3 separate regions of the Homo sapiens genome follow, and all the other regions are linked to region 1. The links are chromatin contacts, found by Hi-C or POLR2A ChIA-PET in ENCODE. All regions are on one chromosome and are shown on one strand. The core of a region is the stretch at or near the end of the contact, and the rest is flanking DNA. Distances in the headings are between cores, read along the strand shown. Region 1 overlaps KCNK1 (potassium two pore domain channel subfamily K member 1). Region 2 holds the start of TSNAX-DT (TSNAX divergent transcript). Region 3 overlaps GPR137B (G protein-coupled receptor 137B).

Region 1 (3,842 bases), core at 392-2,891:
ATAAACTTGAGAGTGAATAACCATAGTATTCTGCTGCAATAAATGTTTCTACCCTCTTGCGATAGAATGGTGTCAGATGTCTAACATGTTTATAAACATTTTTTTGAATTGAACAGGTTATGAAAAGGATTTATTAAAAGGTTAAGATACTTTGTTTTGAAAGTACATTGTGATTTGCAGCCACCTAGCACTAAAGCATAGAACTTAAACACGAATCCCTAAATGAACAGATTATGTTACATTAATCTGAGAATTTTAAATTTAGAAGCTAAAATAAATAAAAATCACAGCTGGTTGTAATCTTATGCTTTCATATATCAGAAGTGTGCCTCTATGTAGAATATATATACATATGTGTGTGTATATACATATATATATGTATGTATATATATACATATGTATATATATATATATGTGTGTATATATATATATATATATACGTATATATATATATATAGTCCTTCATAGAAAACATAAAGGTCACATTTAGATGACGTACACAGGATACTATTATATTAAGGATTTTAGAAAAGAAAATGAGAAAGCCCCTGTGTGATAATGAATGTCCACTGACCCCCGCAATGGAGCCTTACCTCCCATGGGTGGCTGCCCAGGAGTTGGTGGTTGAGGGGCTGGTAAAAATCAGTGCAAAATCAGCGCCCTCTGATGAGCCAGCCAAGCACTTTGATCGCGGGCCAGTCTCCTGACAGTGGGTCACTCGCTCAGTAACCTTCTACCTTCTGTACCATGTGCTGCCATGAGTAAATTATTACCAACTGCAGGGCAAAGGGAAAGCATCCCCTTACCCTTCGGAAGATTTGCTGAAAAATCAACTCACAAAAAGGCAGATTAATGAGAAAAGGCATACACATTTATTAACTACCATGCACACAGAAAGAATTACAGAGTGATTGTCCAATATCTCAATAGGGGTTCACATGCTTAAATATCTTACTGATTAGAGGACAGGGAGATGGAAAAATATAGGTGATTTTAGAGGGATAGTATATGATTTTTAGAGGAATCCAAGTGTGCTGCCCCGTAAGCATATTTCCTCCCTGCTGACCATGTCCCTGCAATAGAAGACTGCTGTCATGAGGCCAGATCATTGGTTAAGGGTAGAATAGAGAATCCTTGGAGAATAGAGGCATGCATCCTGCCATAACTGGATCTGCAACATTTCCGATGGTCACAAGCCTTGGTGTGGAGCAGAGTCCTGAGATGCTCATCAATATAAATCACAGAAGCTGGATTACACTTGGAGAGTGTTATTCTATTTTATGCAATGCAGGAAAAAATAATGGCTAGTTTGCTACAGCTGCTTGGCTCTAACATGAGAGGGAAGTTCAAAGTCCAGAAAATGAGGAAGTACGTGAAGAAAAACTTCTGAATCAGATGTGATTAATAAGTAATAGAGTGTAGTACTTAATTTTAGGAACTCGTTTGAATCCGCAGAGAACACATTAAACCTTAATGCCCTTCAGATTGTTGTTAATGTGAAGGGCAAAGTAGAAAAGTAGGAGCAAGTTTTGCCTCGGCCCCCACCCTAGCAGGCAGGAAAGTAAGGGAGGATGTCTTCCCCAGGGTTTCTTTTTGTCTTTGGCCGATGATGCTGCCCTTTGGTCCCCAGGGAGAAGCGAGCTTGGTCACCCAGGAGGAGCTCTGGGTCAGCCTCTCAGAGAACAGAAATTCGGCTTGCTGCAGGCATGACAAGGAGGTGGAAGATGAACAGTGTAGCTAAGCCAGAACTGACCTTGGGAACCCTTTAGTTGGAGGCGAGAGAGTGGGAAGTTGGAGGTAAAAGTGACTACTAGAGAATTCTGGGTGATGAGTACAAGCTGAACTCACTTGCTTAGCTTGAGCCTTCAAGATTGAGTTCCTAAGATGCCTGCGGAATGCCCTCAGGGTAGAACAGCAGCAGAAAGCCTTATCATTCCAGGACATGGTCCTGTGCGTGAACTTAAATGTGACACGTGTCTGGTAGGGATGTTGATTTCAAAGTAGCAGATACACTCCACGTGAGGAGAGAACACAGAGTATCTCAGAGTGGGAGTTCCTAAGCTCTCAGAAATCCAAGGGAAGAGAGACCAAGGGGTGGGAGTAGTCTCTAAATGAATCATGTAAAAGATTCCCAGGACAGATAAAGTTTAGCCCAGATCACTCCATTTATGACACTGGTTTCTTTCTATAGTAGTCATGCCACCAAGATATTTTGAAAGTATTTGTTCAAAAGTTGAAGAAGACAAGTGGGAGAAAAAAGAAACATTTTCTGAAGACAGAAATTTGGTCTGACTTCAAAAAAAATCGAGTAATGTTTAGATTACTGACATGGGGTCACTTTTTTTTTTACCTGAGAAAAAAATCACACTCATACTTTCTCCAAACCAGCTTTATGGGCCTTTTGGAAAATGAATGAGGAGATATTTACAAATCTGGAGACCTCAAGATAACGGAAATAGGCAATGCAAAACCTTCTTAACTCTTTAAAGTACACTGACCTCTTACTAAAAACAGCTATTTGTTTCAAAGAAGAAAAGTTTTAAATTGGCAGAAGCACATGTTGGAGAATTAGAACAGTATTATCTGTCTCTTATTCAGAATTCAGTGAGAGCAGAGCCTCCTGATTGTCTGGCATAATACATTTATTTTGGTATTTGTTGTTGTTAAAGCCTCCATGCTGGGAAGAGCTGTGATAAATACTGATATCCTCAATTTAGGAAGGCAGTCCCTTTAGGATGTAGTTTCAGCAATGTATATATGGCAAATTTAGAAACAAAAGTTTCTTAGCAACTTATAGTTGAAATTGAAATGAGACAGTATACCATTTACTTTATTTGACTATGCCAAGTAACTTTTTAAATCTGTCTCTGTAGCATGTTTGAGATTTTCCTATTGTGACTTTTTTTTTTATTTTGCAAGGGTCTTACATTGTGGAAATTTGGTGCATCAAAGCCTTTTGTGTGAGGCAAGATGTAAAATTGCTGAAGTCAATTTTCCTAACATCTCTCTTATCTAATATGTACTGTCAGGCAAACTCAGCTTTTTGGAGTGCAGTAAAGGACCCAGAAGTAAATAAAAATGCTTTTTAAAGTATTTTTCATGCCCTGGTAGGAAAGCACATTTAAAAAGAAGTAAGCCCTCTCTTTGCTTCACTCATGGCATACACATACTTACTTTGCACACAGTTCTAACAAAATTATTACTCTGTTTTTCCAACCCACAGAAAATAAAGGAGAGAGTTGTATTAAAAGGCAAATTTAAGACAAATTAATTCAACAGAGTTTATTTGAAATTAAAGGATTCATGAACTGGACAGCATTCAAAGCCTGAAGAGGTTCAGAGAATTTCACTGTAGCAGCAAGAGGTGTGGGGTTTTATAGGCGGAACATGCAAGCAAAGCAAAGCAATTGCTTGATTGGCTACAGCTACGTATTTGTCTTAATTGAATATGATCTACTGGAAAATCCCTGGGCTTGTTGGTGGTTTCTGACTGGTAAAGGTTTTTTGTTTGTTTGTTTAACTGTTTATGTTGAATTGGGCTTGGCTGGATTTGTTCACCTAGGAAACAAAGGGCTCTGAGGCCATCTCAGCCTAATGGCCTCTCAATTATTTTAACAATTGCTACCCAAATTTTGTGTCAACATAAATGACGTTACAATTTGTGGTGACACAATTAAAGAATTTAAAAGTCTCCATATGCAACTTGGCAATAATTACTGTGCAATCACTTAGGCGGCCTTAAAATAGTAAGCAGTCTCTCAGTTTCTGTAAAAGCATCCACAGCACTTGCACCATTCCCTTAGCATCCTGTGGCACTCAGCATCTGCGTAGAACAGTCTGAC
Region 2 (3,426 bases), core at 554-3,053, 2.1 Mb before region 1:
AATAAGTGCTGGGAAAGTGCTCCTGGGATTCACCTCCCTTAAATACTTTCAGAAGTCATTACAGGTTATGAAACTTAGTGTTCTAATCATTACATTTATGGGAAAGAGTGGAAAGCAGTTCAGGTAACATAGCTGTAGTTGAACAGGCTAGGGGAGTGGTGGCTGGAGAAAGAAAAGAAATATAGTTGATCCAGGTTTTGGAAAGTTGAGATCTTGGGATGTGCTACTCCAGGAGAGTTAGGAAAAATACCCTTTTCCTCGACTATGGTACAGTACAGTAAGTATTGACTCTGAAAATGTTCGTAAGTACTGGCTTCCTTGGATCTAGAGGGAGTCACATTAAAATGGCTACATTTGTATCAGAGCTGTCTTTTATTCTTTTTGGCATGGTCAAGTCATTTCTAATCAGAGTAGGGGGAATACTGGTAGATCAGACGTCACTCAAACTCATGAGAATTATCTGTTTAACATCCACAAAGCAAGTAGCCCAACAAGCAAGGTCCCCAGGAGCCTACTTTATCCTCAAGGAATCTGCTTAGTCAATTGACGTATTCACAGGGCTGGAGAGGTATGAGTGGTGGTTACCTTCGTGCCAGAGCAGAACATGCCTTGTAGTTACTGCCATATTCTAGCCAAGTTACTCCATTTACTGTTCCTTTGTTCCTAAATTAACAAGGAGAAAAGACTGTGTGTTCAACACATGACCACAATAGAGAGGTTATTTAGAGAAAGCTTAAAATGTACTTGTGTTTTCTGTACTAGGCCTAGGGCACCCCAGTTATGAAGCCTTGGCCTGAGTTTCTCTCTAGACGGTGCTGAATTGCCATCTAGTTACCTATTCTGACACCAGGAACATGATTCTTCAACAAACATTGACGGAAGCTTACATGGGACCGGATCACAGCGCTGAGAAGCACTGGGGCTAAGGGGCGGCACAAAGTCTAGATATGGTGGCAGCACCTGCTCATAATGAAATGCCCACAGTTTAGTGGAACACAGCTGCTATTACTCACCTGTCTATCATTTTGTTTGGGAGAGCCCTGGTGGGAGAGGAGTATGGTATTTAATATTTAATTGAGCAGTTATATGTGAAAGAGCGTTTTCACGAGACTTAACTCCTTTCATCCTCAAATAACCCTACAAGGCGGGTACTATTCTATCCCTATGTTACAGATAAGGAAACTGAGGCAGAGAAGTTGCGTGCTTCATCAAGGTCACACAACCACTCCGTGGAGGCAAGTTGAACACAGGCTGTCCGGCTTCTGAGAGCCAGTGGAGAGGAGGGAGACGGTGGGAGACGGGCAGGGGGAAAAGGTGGAAGTAGACCCGAAGGGCAGGCTTGATCTTCATAAGAGAAAACAGTACTAACACCATCCACTGATTGACTCGCATATTTCCATCACTTAAAGCTCCTGGCGTCACTGCCAGGAATGGAAAGTTAAAAAACTCCCAGCTCTGTAAGGTTCTGCCTGGATCCTGAAAAAAACCTTCCCACATGCCCCGAGGAAACTCGAGGGCTCGCTTCTTTCTCACATCCCTGGCCCGGGGCACCGGAGGTCCCGCTCCGGCGGAGGAACTACAACCCCCACAGCACCGCGCGCGAAGCTGGGCCCCCCTGAGGGAAGGGTAAGGTGTCCCGAAGGTGCCTTCAGAAAAAAATTACGTACGTTTTTCGTCGCTTTCCCACGATCACACAGATCTCAGGTCCAGGAGGACGCATCGTCTTTTTAGTAACAGTGCATGCTGTGAGGCTTGTAGAGTCGCCTCTCTCTTCAGGCGCAGCAGAGGGCGGCCGCAATAGTACGCTCGCGCGGCGGTGGCGGGTGGTGGTCCTTGGACCACGCGGTGGGCGGAGCCAGCGGCGACGGCCTCCCCTCCCCTCCGGACGCAGGCCGGAAGTACGTGAGAGGAGACTTCCGGCCACTGCGTTGTAGTCGGCCCGGCTGCAAAGCGTTTTTCTGCAGGCTGTTTTCCCAGGTTCCCTCGGCCTGTACCTCGCGCACTCCTCTTGCTCCAGGTCCTTCAGTCTCCGCTCGTCTCACCGTAGGCTGTGACGACATGAGCAACAAAGAAGGTGGCGTCCTTAACAACACGGGGCGTTATTTATCCGGAGGGGGAGGTTCTCCAGTCTTTCTATGCAGTTTTCCCCTTTTCACCCTTGAAGGATGCCTTCGTCCCTTGTAGACTCGGGGGCGGCCCCTCTGTTTCTCTCCCCGGCCAGATCGGCCCTGTTTACACCTCCTTTTTTCTTAAATTTTTGAGGTGTGATTTTATCCTAGTTCAGTAATTGCTGTAATGCCAGATCATAGCACCAGTTGGTGGAAACTTGGATGATTTGCTTGGAAAGGCCTGGGCAGCGTCTCTGTCAGTCTGCGGAGAAAGCCTCTAAGGCGAGGGCCCTGTGGGTATCTGGTTTTAAAGCAAGGAGTAGGTTTGTCTATGTTGTGTTTTGCAAACTCTTGGTGATGGAAGATCCCTCTCTTTTTTTCTTCTCTATATAAGGATCAGGAGGGTTCAGGAAAAGGAAGCATGACAATTTCCCACATAACCAAAGAAGAGAAGGGAAGGATGTTAATTCATCTTCACCCGTGATGTTGGCCTTTAAATGTAAGTTCTCTGCAATGTAAGTTGAAGAAGGGGAGAGAACAAAATTATTTAGCCATGGTTATGCGCAAGAAAACAGTCCCTAAGAATTTAATGTGAAACTTTAGCTGGAGGTTTTGTGATGGCGCTAGATGTACCCTAAAAGTCTGGATTACAAAGGCCTTCACTTTTATGTCCCATTAAGAGAAATATTAGTAATCAGGTAAACATGACTTAAACACAAGAAACAGTAAACATTAATTAATATTTGACATGTCACATACTCAAGAATTGTGTACCTGATAATATTTACTCATCTGTTATATGCTAAAATATATTTTCATTTAGTGTGTATTTGTTTCCTCTACTAGACTTGAAGACAGGGACGGTATCTTTGTTTTAACTGTAACACTTAGCACAGAGTGGGAGCTTGTATCTATTAGTGAATCTCGCATATCTATATACACATATTTTCACAGTCCCCTTTTCTCAGCATATTAACTTGGACAAGTTATTCCTCAATTCAAAACAAACACAAAACAAAATCCTCTTCCTTTTGTCCCTGTCTATCCACTATCCTGTACCTTACGTTTCTGTGATTAAGGAATCTGGGAAGGGCTTAGCTGGTTGATTCCTATTTGCAATCACCTGAAGCCTTGATTGGGGCTGAAGGATCTACAGCTGTTGATAGTTTAGGCCTTTTGCCTGCAACCAGCTCTCTGTTCCTGTCCACATGAACTTCTTGTGCTGCTTGGATGTCCTTTGGTGTGGCATCTGGCCTCCTTCAGAGAGAGAGAGTGCAAGAGAGCAAGGAGGAAACCACAATCTCTATGTCCTAATCTC
Region 3 (3,823 bases), core at 723-3,222, 2.5 Mb after region 1:
GACACGTCCAGCAAGGGCAGGAGTTCCCAGGGCATCCTAAAACCTCAGAATTCTCCTCACTTCTGAAGCAGAAAGTTATTCTGTGAGGAGGGGCAAAAACAAACTGGGGTACTTTCCCTGCGAATTTATTTTGTAGTTTTTGCATCGTTTGCCAGCAAGGATCAGGGCACGATGGTACGACACTGCACACTGCCGCACGTGGCCCGGGACCCTCCTGCCATAGGGCCCAGTGGGCCAGCGCTGGCCACCGGGAGAAATGCATCCTCTGTGCTTCTAATGTGTCACCTTCCTTAAGTACATTTAGAACAATTAGGGGCAGGGCCCTGGCTGGTAAACTGTGAACTGCAATTTGTGGTTAAGCAGTTAAGAAACATAACAGTGATGGTAGGGCCTTGTGTGGCCACAGCCCTTGTCATTCCCAAGGCCAAAGAGAGAGAATCCTGCCAGGGAGGCAGGTCAGAATTATTTGCCTCCACCTCTGTGCGGAACTGATGCCGAGACGGACTCCACCCAGGCAGTGGGCAGGCGGGCAGGTCCGTGCGCTTCTGTGGCTGAAGCGGCCGGGCCGCAGCTATTCCTGCGGGGCTTCCAGGGCGGAGGACACGGGCTGACACGGGCTGTCCCTGGGAAGGAACTTCAAGTCATGGAGCTGTCAAAGTAGAAGCAGCTTAATGAATATTTGTCCTAATGCTTTCACCTCGCAGATAGACACTGAGGCCTAGAAAGGTCGATGGAGCTAACCAGGAACCAACAAAGTAGGTTCCTGAGGGTTGACCAGCCTCACCCCTGAATCCAGGTGCTCAGGGGACAAGAGACAATTCAGAAAAGCAGGGAGACTGAAGGACGGCGTTTGGTGTGGCTTTAGGTTGACTTGGAGAGCCGCAAAGGGTGTGGGTGGGAGGTGTGCTCTCTAGAGTCCCGTCTCCTCGCGGGCTGCCTGCTGGGCTGACTTATCAATGTGGGGGCTCAGGGCCACCCTGAGTTCTGCCTTCTGGGTGGCCAGCCTGTGTTGGCGCCGTTGGATGGAGTGAAGCTCAGTTTATGAGGCTCAGGGAGGCTCTCGTGAGCCGATGGAGGGGTGGAGGAGGGGAGAGGTGCTTGCTGCCCGGAGAGCTGAGCTGCTGGGAACAGGAAGGAGAAGAGGAGCTGTTGGGAAGGGGGACAGTGAGTGGAGATGCCCTTTATCTATAAAGGTAAAGACTGTTATCCCATTATCACTTATGAAATGAGGAATGCCTTGTGAGGACCAAGGTAGGGACATCCTGGGTGGGAGCTGAGCTCCTGCCTTGTGGGGTGCACATGCACAAACATGCACACACATACACAAACGCACACACATGCACACACACGCGCGCGCGCAAACACACATGCATACACCTGAGGAAGGATCATAGGCGCCAGGTGAGCCAAACAGGACCATGCAGCGGAGCTCTCAGGAGGGCTGGAGAAGGCTGCAAACACATCCAGGGAGCTCCGAGGTCTATGGAAATCCAGAGAAGCAATTATGGTTGGCTTCTGATCACGTGGGAAGAAGCTCACTGAAGTCTGGGGGGCCCACATTCCAAGGGCCAGCACGAGGCCAGGAGCAGGCAGGACCAGCTTCTTGGGCCACATGCTTGCCAAAGTCAAAGGTGGGAGGTGATGCGGTGAACACCTGACCATGTATTCCAGTGACCCCTCTCACACCTGGCCAGCCTGGGACACAGACCAGGCACACCTTGGCTTCAGGCCACCGCCTCCCAGAACTTTATGGCATGGACAGCGTGCTTGCTTGCCTTTTCTGGCCAGTTACCTTCACTGCCACGGACACAGGACTATGAGTGGGGCTGTGGTGGTGGTTATCCAGGTCCTGAGTCCCTGGACCTATAGCCCACAGCTGACGTTTGGAAGAAAAGAACATCCTAACGCAGGCATAGAGGCCCCGCCCTTGCTCGCACTGTCTTGGAGACTGAGCCTCAAATGCAGATCCCCTCCCCGCCGCAGAGCCGCCTTGTGTGTCTTCCGGGAACCCTGCAGAAAGGAGAACTCCGGTGTCTGGATTTCGGGGACCGACTGTCTTGTCACCCTGCTCTGCTGAGTGAGGATGCTCAGCATGTGGGAACAGACTGAAGCAGCTGACTAATGACTGTTGCCTGGGGAGACCAGGGCCCTGGGGTTTGCATAATTTCCCCAATATATCAGGAAGTGGGTAGCGCAGAGGGACCAGGAGAGCAAATATCGAATGCGTCAGTGGTTCTTAACCTTTTTCAGTATGAAAGTTCCTTTTATGGTTAGGATAGCATCTGTGGTCACAGTTTAGTAGCTGTGCGTTTAGAATCATGGTTTGCGAACATAGATGAGGACTAATAATACCAACAGCAGGGGTTGCAGCCACCCACGTGGTACTTACTAGGCGGCAGGCATTTGTCCAGGTGCTCTACATGTCTATTAATTCACCAAATGCTTAGGAAAACCTGGTGGCTGGTGTTATTAGTCTCATTTTACAGGTGAGGTACTTGAGGCACAGAGCAGGCAGGTGACTTTTCCAAGGCCACACAGCTGATAATTGGTAGAGCCAGGATTCAACCCCAGGTAAGCCAGCTCCAGATTCCACACTTTTTTTTTTTTTTTTGAGACGGAGTCCCGCTCAGTCGCCCAGGCTGGAGTGCAGTGGCGCGATCTCTGCTCACTGCAAGCTCCGCCTCCTGGTTCACGCCATTCTCCTGCCTCAGTCTCCCCAGTGGCTGGGACTACAGGCGCCCGCCACCACGCCCGGCTAATTTTTTGTATTTTTAGTAGAGACAGGGTTTCACCGTGTTAGCCAGGATGGTCTTGATCTCCTGACCTCATGATCCGCCTCCCCCACCTCCCAAAGTGCTGGGATTACAGGCGTGAGCCACTGTGCCCGGCCCGATTCCACACACTTAGCCATCCTTCTGTGTCCCTCTGTCAGAGAGGGCTACCGGTTGTGGCCTGTTATATAGGAGTAGCGTCGTCTGTCAGTATATGTGGGGGACTGGTTCCAGGACCCCCAAGTATGCTCAGAGCCCCACATACTCACATCCCTGTAGAACCTGCATGTACAAAGAGTTGGTCCTCCTTATATTCAGGTTTTACGTCCTGAGAACATCGTAGTTTTGATTCCCATTCAGTTGAAAAAAATCCATGTATAGATGCGCCCATGCAGTTCAAACCCATGCTGCCCAGGGGCCAACTGCACTGTGCCTTAGTGAAGATGCATGAGCTAGAACTGTGTGTATCAACATAGATACCTTCCAAACACATAGTCATGAGGGAATAAACAAACTGCAGAAGGTTATGGAAGGTATTAATGCATTCATATAAAGTGCAAAACCATACTGGACGGTACTCTGTATCTTTCACGAATCCAGATTTACCTAGTGAAAGCCTGCCTAGCCATAAAAACACCAAATTCAGGATAGTGATTACTTTCCTGGGAGCAAATGGCACCAGGAGGGGGCAGGCTGGGAGCTCCAGCTGTGTCATTTTTATTTATTAAACCACAGCTGGGGCTGGGCATGGTGGCTTATGCCTGTAATCCCAACACTTTGAGAGGCTGAGGTGGGTGGATCACCTGAGGTCAGGAGTTCAAGACCAACCTGGCCAAAATGGTGAAACCCCTGTCTCTACTAAAAATACAAAGATTTGCCGGGTGTGGTTGCACGTGCCTATAATCCCAGCTACTCGGGAGGCTGAGGCACGAGAATCGCTTGAACCCGGGAGACAAGGTTGCAGTGAGCCGAGATGGCACCACTGCGCTCCAGCCTAGGCAACAAAAGTGAAACTCTGTCTCAGAAACAAACAAACAAAACATAGCTGGAGC

The links. Hi-C counts contacts between places; a loop is a spot of excess contacts on that map. ChIA-PET counts read pairs that join two places held with the same protein, here RNA polymerase II (POLR2A). Pooled maps may share reads with other maps.
Region 2: a loop to region 1 is called in a map with no recorded cell type, with 8 times the contacts of the local background. The contact joins the promoter of TSNAX-DT here to the enhancer-like site in region 1. A Hi-C loop is called at or near these places in 1 of 37 single-sample maps with no recorded cell type and 1 of 50 pooled maps. POLR2A ChIA-PET finds 5 or more read pairs at or near these places in 1 of 52 experiments (GM12878).
Region 3: a map with no recorded cell type shows a loop between it and region 1 (12-fold over the local background). The contact joins two enhancer-like sites. A Hi-C loop is called at or near these places in 2 of 37 single-sample maps with no recorded cell type and 2 of 50 pooled maps.

What each region holds. Positions count from the first base shown.
Region 1 is chr1:233,672,215-233,676,056 of GRCh38, forward strand. It overlaps KCNK1 (potassium two pore domain channel subfamily K member 1), which reads left to right. Exons shown (of 3, transcript NM_002245.4): 3 at 1-300. Among named protein-coding and RNA genes, the nearest start is that of MIR4427, 50 kb to the left of the region's middle. Within about 2 kb of position 1,642, at least 4 of the 41 ENCODE cell types and tissues checked have a DNase peak (open chromatin) inside an H3K27ac peak, as active enhancers do; they include GM12878, where a contact is called at or near this core.
Region 2 is chr1:231,526,753-231,530,178 of GRCh38, forward strand. It overlaps TSNAX-DT (TSNAX divergent transcript), which reads right to left and starts at 1,804. Exons shown (of 3, transcript NR_173106.1): 1 at 1,668-1,804; 2 at 586-663. It overlaps TSNAX (translin associated factor X), which reads left to right and starts at 1,917. Exons shown (of 6, transcript NM_005999.3): 1 at 1,917-2,074; 2 at 2,503-2,607. The coding sequence starts at 2,059. It overlaps TSNAX-DISC1 (TSNAX-DISC1 readthrough (NMD candidate)), which reads left to right and starts at 1,901. Exons shown (of 16, transcript NR_028393.1): 1 at 1,901-2,074; 2 at 2,503-2,607. RefSeq lists enhancers at 1,184-2,005, 1,474-2,673.
Region 3 is chr1:236,154,632-236,158,454 of GRCh38, forward strand. The region is part of intron 1 of GPR137B (G protein-coupled receptor 137B); the gene reads left to right. Among named protein-coding and RNA genes, the nearest start is that of GPR137B, 14 kb to the left of the region's middle. RefSeq lists enhancers at 1,891-1,950, 2,151-2,260. Within about 2 kb of position 1,973, at least 5 of the 41 ENCODE cell types and tissues checked have a DNase peak (open chromatin) inside an H3K27ac peak, as active enhancers do.